2 separate regions of the Homo sapiens genome follow, and region 2 is linked to region 1. The links are chromatin contacts, found by Hi-C or POLR2A ChIA-PET in ENCODE. All regions are on one chromosome and are shown on one strand. The core of a region is the stretch at or near the end of the contact, and the rest is flanking DNA. Distances in the headings are between cores, read along the strand shown. Region 1 overlaps LPP (LIM domain containing preferred translocation partner in lipoma). Region 2 has its middle 47 kb from the start of TPRG1-AS1.

Region 1 (3,747 bases), core at 731-3,230:
TGGAATGCAGCAGCACGATTATGGCTCACTGTAGCTGCGAACTTCTGGGCTCAATCAACCCTCCCACCTCAGCCTTCTAAGTAGCTGGGACTATTCTGTAGTGATAATCCTTGTTAAAGTTTTGGAAAATACCTTTTTTAGAGTCTCTCTTTCTCTCTACACAGACACACACACACACATACACACATGCAACTTTTATGTGAATGACGGCATTTACAATTTACGTAAATTACTGCAGGTGCTATCATTTATTTTTTTCACTCAGCAATATGCCTTGAAAAAATTTTAAGTCAATCAACATACAGATATTTGTCATCTTTTAAATAGCTATAGATTTTCGCTCAGACTCAAAGTCTAATTTTTAAAGAAGTGACTGTTATATTTAAATCATATATAGCTTCATGATGAAAAAAGGAAAAACAATTCTTGGGACCGGACATGGTGGCTCATGCCTGTAATTCCAGCAGTTTGGGAGACCAAGGTAGGAGAATTGCTTGAGGTCAAAGGTTTGAGACCAGCCTGGGCAACACAGTGAGACCCTGTCTCTCCAAAAAAAAAAAAAATATATATTAGCTAGATGTGGTGGCACATATCTGTAGTCCTACCCACTCAGGAGGCTGAGGAGGTGGGAGGATCGCTTGAACCCAGGAGTTTAAGGCTGCAGTGAGCTAGAACGGTGCCATTGCACTTCAGCTTGGGTCACAGAGTGCAACTCTGTCTATAAAACAAAGACAAAAGCACCACAGTTCGTTAGATATAACTGAATATTATCTTCATTTCCTACTGTAGTGGTTCTTAGAAAGGTTGTTTCTTAAGTTAGAAACTGTTGCCTAAGTATTTAGGATGTGGCAGGCACTGTGCTACATGCTGGGGTTGACGAATGCATGGGATTCGGCTCTCTCCCAGGCTGGTGGGAAGAGGACACATCTAGAAGCCAGGGTATATACCCCGAAGGGGTTTGAGGCAGTGCAGAGTTGATGATGATGGTCTCCAGCCTGCCTTTCCTTTACAAAAATGAGGAGACTGCATCTCACATTGCCAACGAGCTGCTTGACTCTACCGATATTCCCTACCAAGCACGATTATGGGTAGTCTTAAAATTCTTAATAATAAAATAGATATTGAAAATAGTGTTTTTTTTTTTAACAGTGAAAGTAATATGTACTCATGTATAGGTTTTCAATATACAGGAAACTATAAAATGAAAAGGATTGTACCTGTAATCCCACCCCTTACAGCTAACTACTGTGACATTTTATTTGTAGAAGTCCATTTTGCTATCAGACCTCAAGTTTTAAAATCTTAACTCACCCTCTGTAACCTAGTTCTCAGCTCTATTTTATGTAACGTTTTTAAAGGATTCAAGATTTAAAATAAACTTATCTCACCCCAAATGCACTTGTATATTTTTGACACCCCCTCATCTCTCTCTCTCTCTTGTCTCTCTCTCTTCTCTGTCTCTCACTCTATCTCAGTTCTCTTTCTCCTCTTCTTTCTCTCTCTCCTCTCTCCTCTCTCTGTCTTTCTCTCTCTGTCTCACACACACACACGGGGAAAAAAAATCACTCGAGTTAAGAATCAGTCTCTCATTTTACAGATAGGAAAACTGAAATCTAGAACTTGTCTGAAATCATGTTAAAAAAAAAAAAGTGGTAATCTGTGCTCGAACCCAGGTCTCCTGAATTTTCGTTCAGTGCTTTTTCCATTCTACAGTGATGCCTCCTTACTAGGTCATAGAAACAGTGGCAGAGGGAGAAAAGGAAAAATACGTCAGCTCCAAAGAGTGCAGTTTTTTTTTTTCTGTGTCCTTTAGCTGAGCTATTTTTGTGACTATTCAGTACATGTACAATGCTGCCTCTTGGAGTGTTCCGGCTAGACTAAGAGGCCATTCACTGCTGACTGCAGCCATGCCATCCCTCCATGGAATCCTCGGCCCGGAAATCAGATGGGAACAAACTATTCCAATATACAAATCAAATTTCAGAGTCTGAGTGTACACAGAAAAATTACTGGATATCCTGTTGGACTATGTACATAACAATGACACAGTGATTTATGAGGGTATGATGGGGCAGAGGGTAGCGGGTGATGTTGGAGTTGATTCATCACTTAAGCGCTAATCCATTCACCAGCTCCAGTCAGACTTCAACACAAATGCCAAATTATTCATCTTCCCTAAATCCAACCCTATTATTTTCTCTCTCAAAACCTTCAGTTGCTTCCTTTTGCATATGGAAGAGAGCGTGGACTCCTCCATCTGGCATTTAAGGCTTTCTATGATCTGTCCTCCCAGACATTGATAGGCTGTGGAGATACAGTAAGGTAGTTGTTATGAGCCACACCTTGCAGCCAGGCTGCTCCAGCACCAAGCAACACTTTCCCCGGGAGGTTGCTGCACCTCCCTGCTCCTCACTTTCCTCATTTGTGGAATAGGAATAGGGTCATTGTGAGAATTAAATAAGTTAATATTTGTAAAGGGTTTAACAGTGACTAGCTCATAATCCGTCACGTAGAAAGTTTTTTCTTAGCTCATTTAATAAGTACCTTTCTAACCCATCACTGATAGCATTTTTCTTTTGCACCAGACTTCTTTCTAGTCATTGCTGGGAGCGTCCTCTCATTTTCCTGCCTCCCTGTAGCTGTCACTCTCACTCCTAAACTGTTGGCGTTCTCATTTTGGCTTGCCCAAATCTTACGCATTCTTTTAAGTCCATGTTCAAGTGAATCCTCACTGATTTTGTTCTTCATTCATCCCCTTAACAGACTTTTATGGAGGGTCTACTGTGTGCAAGGTGTATTATGTAGGAAGCCTTCCACAGTTCCCAGAGCTAGGTGAGCTCTGTCATGTAGGCCTGTCTTGTACATATCACCTTCGACATTGCTGAGCAGTTTGTGTTGGACATGTTTGATCTCCTCCCCTAGAATATAAACAGCTGGAGAGTAGGATGCTTATTAGTAGGTGCTTATTAAGCTTTCTTTAAAATGAGTAAGTGCACATGCTACCTTTTATAGATCTGTTACCTTCTAATGAAGGCAAGAACAATAGGAACAAACATTAGTTTTGTGTGTGTGTGTGAGAGAGAGAGAGACAGAGAGGGAGAGAGAAAGAGAGAGAGAGATTTTGAATGGGAATAATTATGAGGCCACATCTGAGGGCAAATAACCACTTCCAAGTTGAAGAAAGGCAAGGAGAAGACAGGAATGAGAGGAGAGCTGTAGCAGTCAAAGGAAACGGGATGAGAATATGTTATTCTCTGAATCATAAAGCATTTGCTCTGAGAAATGTTTTTCCTTAAGTGGTATAAAATGTAAAATGAATTGGGTCTTAGTTTTTCTTTTCCTCTTTAGGAGGTTGGAGCTGATTTTTAAAATGAGGTAGGGGAGGGAGGTGGGGTTTGGAGAAAGAAAGTGAAAATTGTTTTCTGAAACTCTGTTTGTCAAATAACTCTCTGGAGAGAAAGTTCAGAGGGTGAGGGCCTGCCAAAGCTGACCAGCAGCACACAGGCCAAATCGTTCTTTCGTCATTGTCCTGGTCACTTCCCCACCCCTGTTCGCCACCCCCAAACACCTTTTTTCTTCTCTCTCTCTCTCTCTGTGTGTGTCTCTCTCTCTTTCTTTTCTTTCCTTTTTTTTCTTTTTATAACATATGAATATTATAAGTAAGTAGCTGGAGAAAATAAAAAAGCAAAACAAAACACAAAGTAAGCAGATGATTTCAACCTGCAATTATTTGTCAGGTCATAAAAA
Region 2 (3,747 bases), core at 545-3,044, 640 kb after region 1:
CTCTTTCTGCCTTGCAAAGTCTGCTTAGGAAGTCAGTACATTCTCATGATTTCCCTAGGATGATGTAAAACTAATAGTGGTAGAGAATTCTGCATGAAGTGCCACAAGCAAGATTCCTAAATTCAGATCGGACAGCCTCCTTCACTCCTAATTCTCTAATAAAGGGGATGAGCACAGTAAACAGGAGGAAGAAAAGGAAGAAAAAAAGCAAAGACAAGGTAGTCATGTCAACAAAGTCTGCATGTCTGTTGGGTCACCCAGCGCCCAAATCTCAATTTTATCCTAGATCCCTCTTTCTCATTCCCACGCCCTATTCTTTCCTTCCCCTTAATATGGCTCTCTCCCTCACTTGGGCTTGGTCCATAACACCCTAGTCCAGGCTTCTGTTTCTCTAGGAAACCCTTCCAGAGTCCTCACTTATATCCCAGTCTCAGTTCTGTCCTTACCCCCTCATCACCATCTCTAAGCCATCCACCACTGCAGGCAGCCTGGCATTTCCAAGCCACAAATTGGACCCCACTGTCCCCCTGATCCCCTGATCCTATTTACTGTCTCTCCTTCACCCCTAAGACATGATCAAAATTCCTCAGCAAAACTTTGAAGTCTTCAGGTTATCTTATCTATTCCCACTTCTCCCCAACACACCTGCCATTAAAGTACATACCCTTCTCCAACAGATCTCACATCTCTGGGTAGACTGCTCCTTCCCCTTCCTTTCTGAGAATTATAAAAGAACTCTCGGCACATAATGCCTCCATCCTGAACCCCTGCTGGAAAAGACTTGACCAACCCTAGCATAGCTTCTGGCAACCCAAGGCTGCATCTCTGGGAAGACCTAGCCCATCTTTTAGTTGCTGTCTGAAAAACTTAGTAGTTGTAAAAAGAATTTACTGTATCTTCTAGCTGAGACTTGAGGAGAGGTCGCCGTCTCCCTCTTTCTTAGAGAATTTACTTTAAGGAGCTTGCAATTGTAAATCTTTCCTCTGTTACTTTGAGATGTATGTGTATGTGTCTCCTACAACCCAGGAGTGTCTTTCTCAAGGACCTGAAAGCAAAGCCATTCCTTTGAAAGGTAATCATCAGGAAGGATAGGGCCTTGGTCTCTAAATCTCCATGGGAGAATAGACTCCTAAAAAGCAGACACGGCTGGCTTCATCACATTTACACTGACCTGCCCTCCAACCCACTTTTTGTAACTGTTCACTTTCCTGACTGCTTGAGCTCACTCCCTGTCCCTACTCCTTCATTCTCCTTCTAAAACACCCAGTTACCTCCACACAATTGGGAACAGAGCTGAGCTTTTTTTCCCTACTGTCAGCGCTTACTGTGCAAGATTTATTTTCACCACTTTAACACGTCTGCCTTTGTTTATCTTTAACAATTCCGCACTCCAAGACCCAGCCCTCAGGTTACCGCCTCCAGGAAATCTCCTTTCTTTGGCCTCCAGGAAGGTGTTTGCCTCTCGTAAGTGTGCCTATGCAACTTGAAACACACATACACTAGGATAGTCATGTGAAACTAAAATTTCCTTTTCCTCTGGTCAAAATTCCATCTAGACTAAAGCCCTAAAGGTCGCAAATTGGGTTTTACTTATTCCCATATGCATGGTGCCAGGTATAGAACAGACCTTGAATAAATGCATATCAAGTGGAGACTTGAATGAATGAGGGAATGAGTGTCTGTGTGTGGGATTGTAAGGGTTAAGAGGCCTCTTTCTAGAGCTGTCCCTGTAAAAAATGGAGACCCAGAGGTGTGGTTGCAGAGCAGGAGCAAGGCAATTACCCTTCTCCAGGAGGAGATGAAGACAGACCAGTGTGGACTTGCCCTTCGTTGCCTCTGAGATGTTTTCCATTCCATTTCTACCCTTCCCAAATCTTTGTTAGTTTGTACGCAAGATCTTTTTCCTCCAGGGCTGTGAAGAACTATTTTCTGTTATTTATTGTAATGGGGTGGGGAGAAGTGAGGGGACTCAAATCTTTTCAAACACCAGACAAAATTTGCCAGCTGAAAGGGCTTCATCTTGGCCATAACCAGATGAAAATGTGTGATGTCAAGCCAACCTAAGCTATCCCATTGTTTTTAAGTGTGACTAAATACTGACTAATATTACTTCCTCTGGCACTTTTCATTTTTTTTTTTTTTTTGACTCAGTACAATGGAAATGTTCCAGGCTGTTGTTATAGTTTGCTGTCTGGACAGAATGACTTCCTGCACATCATAACCACTTATGATGGAGAAAAATAGAAGGGGTGAGAATCCCAAAATTCCCAAGAATACCCCTAAGTTTAGCAATGGCTTTTGGCTTGGATTTTTGTTGTTTTTGTTGTTATGTTTTGTTCACAAAAGCAATAAAGAATACTGAAATCCAAGTTGGAAGGGACCTTGCCAAAGTTGCTCATTGAGGAGCCAACATTTTTCCGGCCATCCTGAGACCTGCAGTGTCGCCACGACATTCCCTGCCAAGCAGTTCAGACTGGTAAATTCTCTCTTTCTTCAGGAGTTCTGTTCCTTCAAAAACAAGCTCTCACACCTTTGGACTATTAGCACTCTCTTCTGCCTCCCTGCAGACTCTTCTTTTTAGCTCTGCCTTTTGGGAAGCAAGTGGTGTTTGAGGAAAGGAAAGTGATTCAGAGCCGTGTTCCATGCAGACTAGATCACTGGAGACACGATTGGTAGTGACTTTTCTCACAGAGGAAATGAAGAAGTAAGCAGAGCCTAAGCTCTGGGAATGTCTTCAGAGAGTGGAAACAAAGGATACTGTTTAAACGTGCGTCTGGAAGGTCAGATAAGTCCCTTCTCTCACATGTATGGCAGATGATAGATAACCAAAATTGTCTGATCCAAGCATTTCAGACTGAATGAAGTTCCAGTATGTTCTCCACTCCTTCTAAAACCAATAAGCCCCTGCCCCATCCAACTCCTAGGTTCAGTCTCTATTAGCTACCACTTTAGGCTATATGTTGAACAGTCATCACCCTCAGCTTTCTGCCTCTCCCAATCAATCTGGTGGCAGCACAGATCAGCTGTCCCGTGCCACCTTCAGAGAAAGCCTGCTATCCCTCTCAAAAAGATTTTCCTCCCATTATTGTTAGAAGCTAGAGCATTCACAAGGAGGTGCAGTACCCCTCTGAAAATCAATTAAAGCCCCTTTCAACTGTGGGATACGCTTTTCCCGGGGTGTGAGTCATTTCCATAACTCTGAGTTTCCACCAGTTTTAGGGTCAAAGAAAAAGCCAGCCCCCACAGGGCCTTTCAGCTCCCTGGGAATTTTAAGAAAAAGGATTCATTCCATGGCAGAGATGATTGCCTTCTTTTTAACTGCAATTGGTGGCCCAGAAACCACAGCCATCAAATGCAGAAGCTTTGCTAAATCATCACTATTTCAGCTACTAATTAGATCTAATGTTCACAGCAGAGGAGTCTGTGCGAGCAATAAACCACTTCTTCAAGTGATGAAACTTCCAAGTAAACACACTTTGATTACCACAAGAAACATTCCCTTGCACAGGTTTTTTGAGCCAATGAATAGAACCCCCCAGACATGGCTCCATAAATGGAGTAGCAGTAGACTGGAACTCTGGATGAGCACAGACAACCCTGTCTCAATTAGTCAGTCCCCTGCTCTACCTTTTGGGTTCTGGCAAGATGCCTCCAAGGGCCATATATGTGACAAAGTAAATTTTAGTTAACAGCAAATTCGCTGGGTATACCATGAGACGACACTGCCTGAAGGCTTGGGCCATCCAG

What was found. Hi-C counts contacts between places; a loop is a spot of excess contacts on that map. ChIA-PET counts read pairs that join two places held with the same protein, here RNA polymerase II (POLR2A). Pooled maps may share reads with other maps.
Region 2: a loop to region 1 is called in a map of endothelial cell of umbilical vein, with 4 times the contacts of the local background. The contact joins two enhancer-like sites. A Hi-C loop is called at or near these places in 1 of 168 maps with a recorded cell type or tissue (endothelial cell of umbilical vein) and 6 of 50 pooled maps. POLR2A ChIA-PET finds 5 or more read pairs at or near these places in 1 of 52 experiments (activated T-cell).

Annotation. Positions count from the first base shown.
Region 1 is chr3:188,261,196-188,264,942 of GRCh38, forward strand. The region is part of intron 2 of LPP (LIM domain containing preferred translocation partner in lipoma); the gene reads left to right. Among named protein-coding and RNA genes, the nearest start is that of FLJ42393, 85 kb to the left of the region's middle. Within about 2 kb of position 1,981, at least 19 of the 41 ENCODE cell types and tissues checked have a DNase peak (open chromatin) inside an H3K27ac peak, as active enhancers do; they include endothelial cell of umbilical vein, where a contact is called at or near this core.
Region 2 is chr3:188,898,702-188,902,448 of GRCh38, forward strand. No RefSeq gene overlaps it. Among named protein-coding and RNA genes, the nearest start is that of TPRG1-AS1, 47 kb to the right of the region's middle. RefSeq lists an enhancer at 1,570-2,769. Within about 2 kb of position 1,795, at least 7 of the 41 ENCODE cell types and tissues checked have a DNase peak (open chromatin) inside an H3K27ac peak, as active enhancers do; they include endothelial cell of umbilical vein, where a contact is called at or near this core.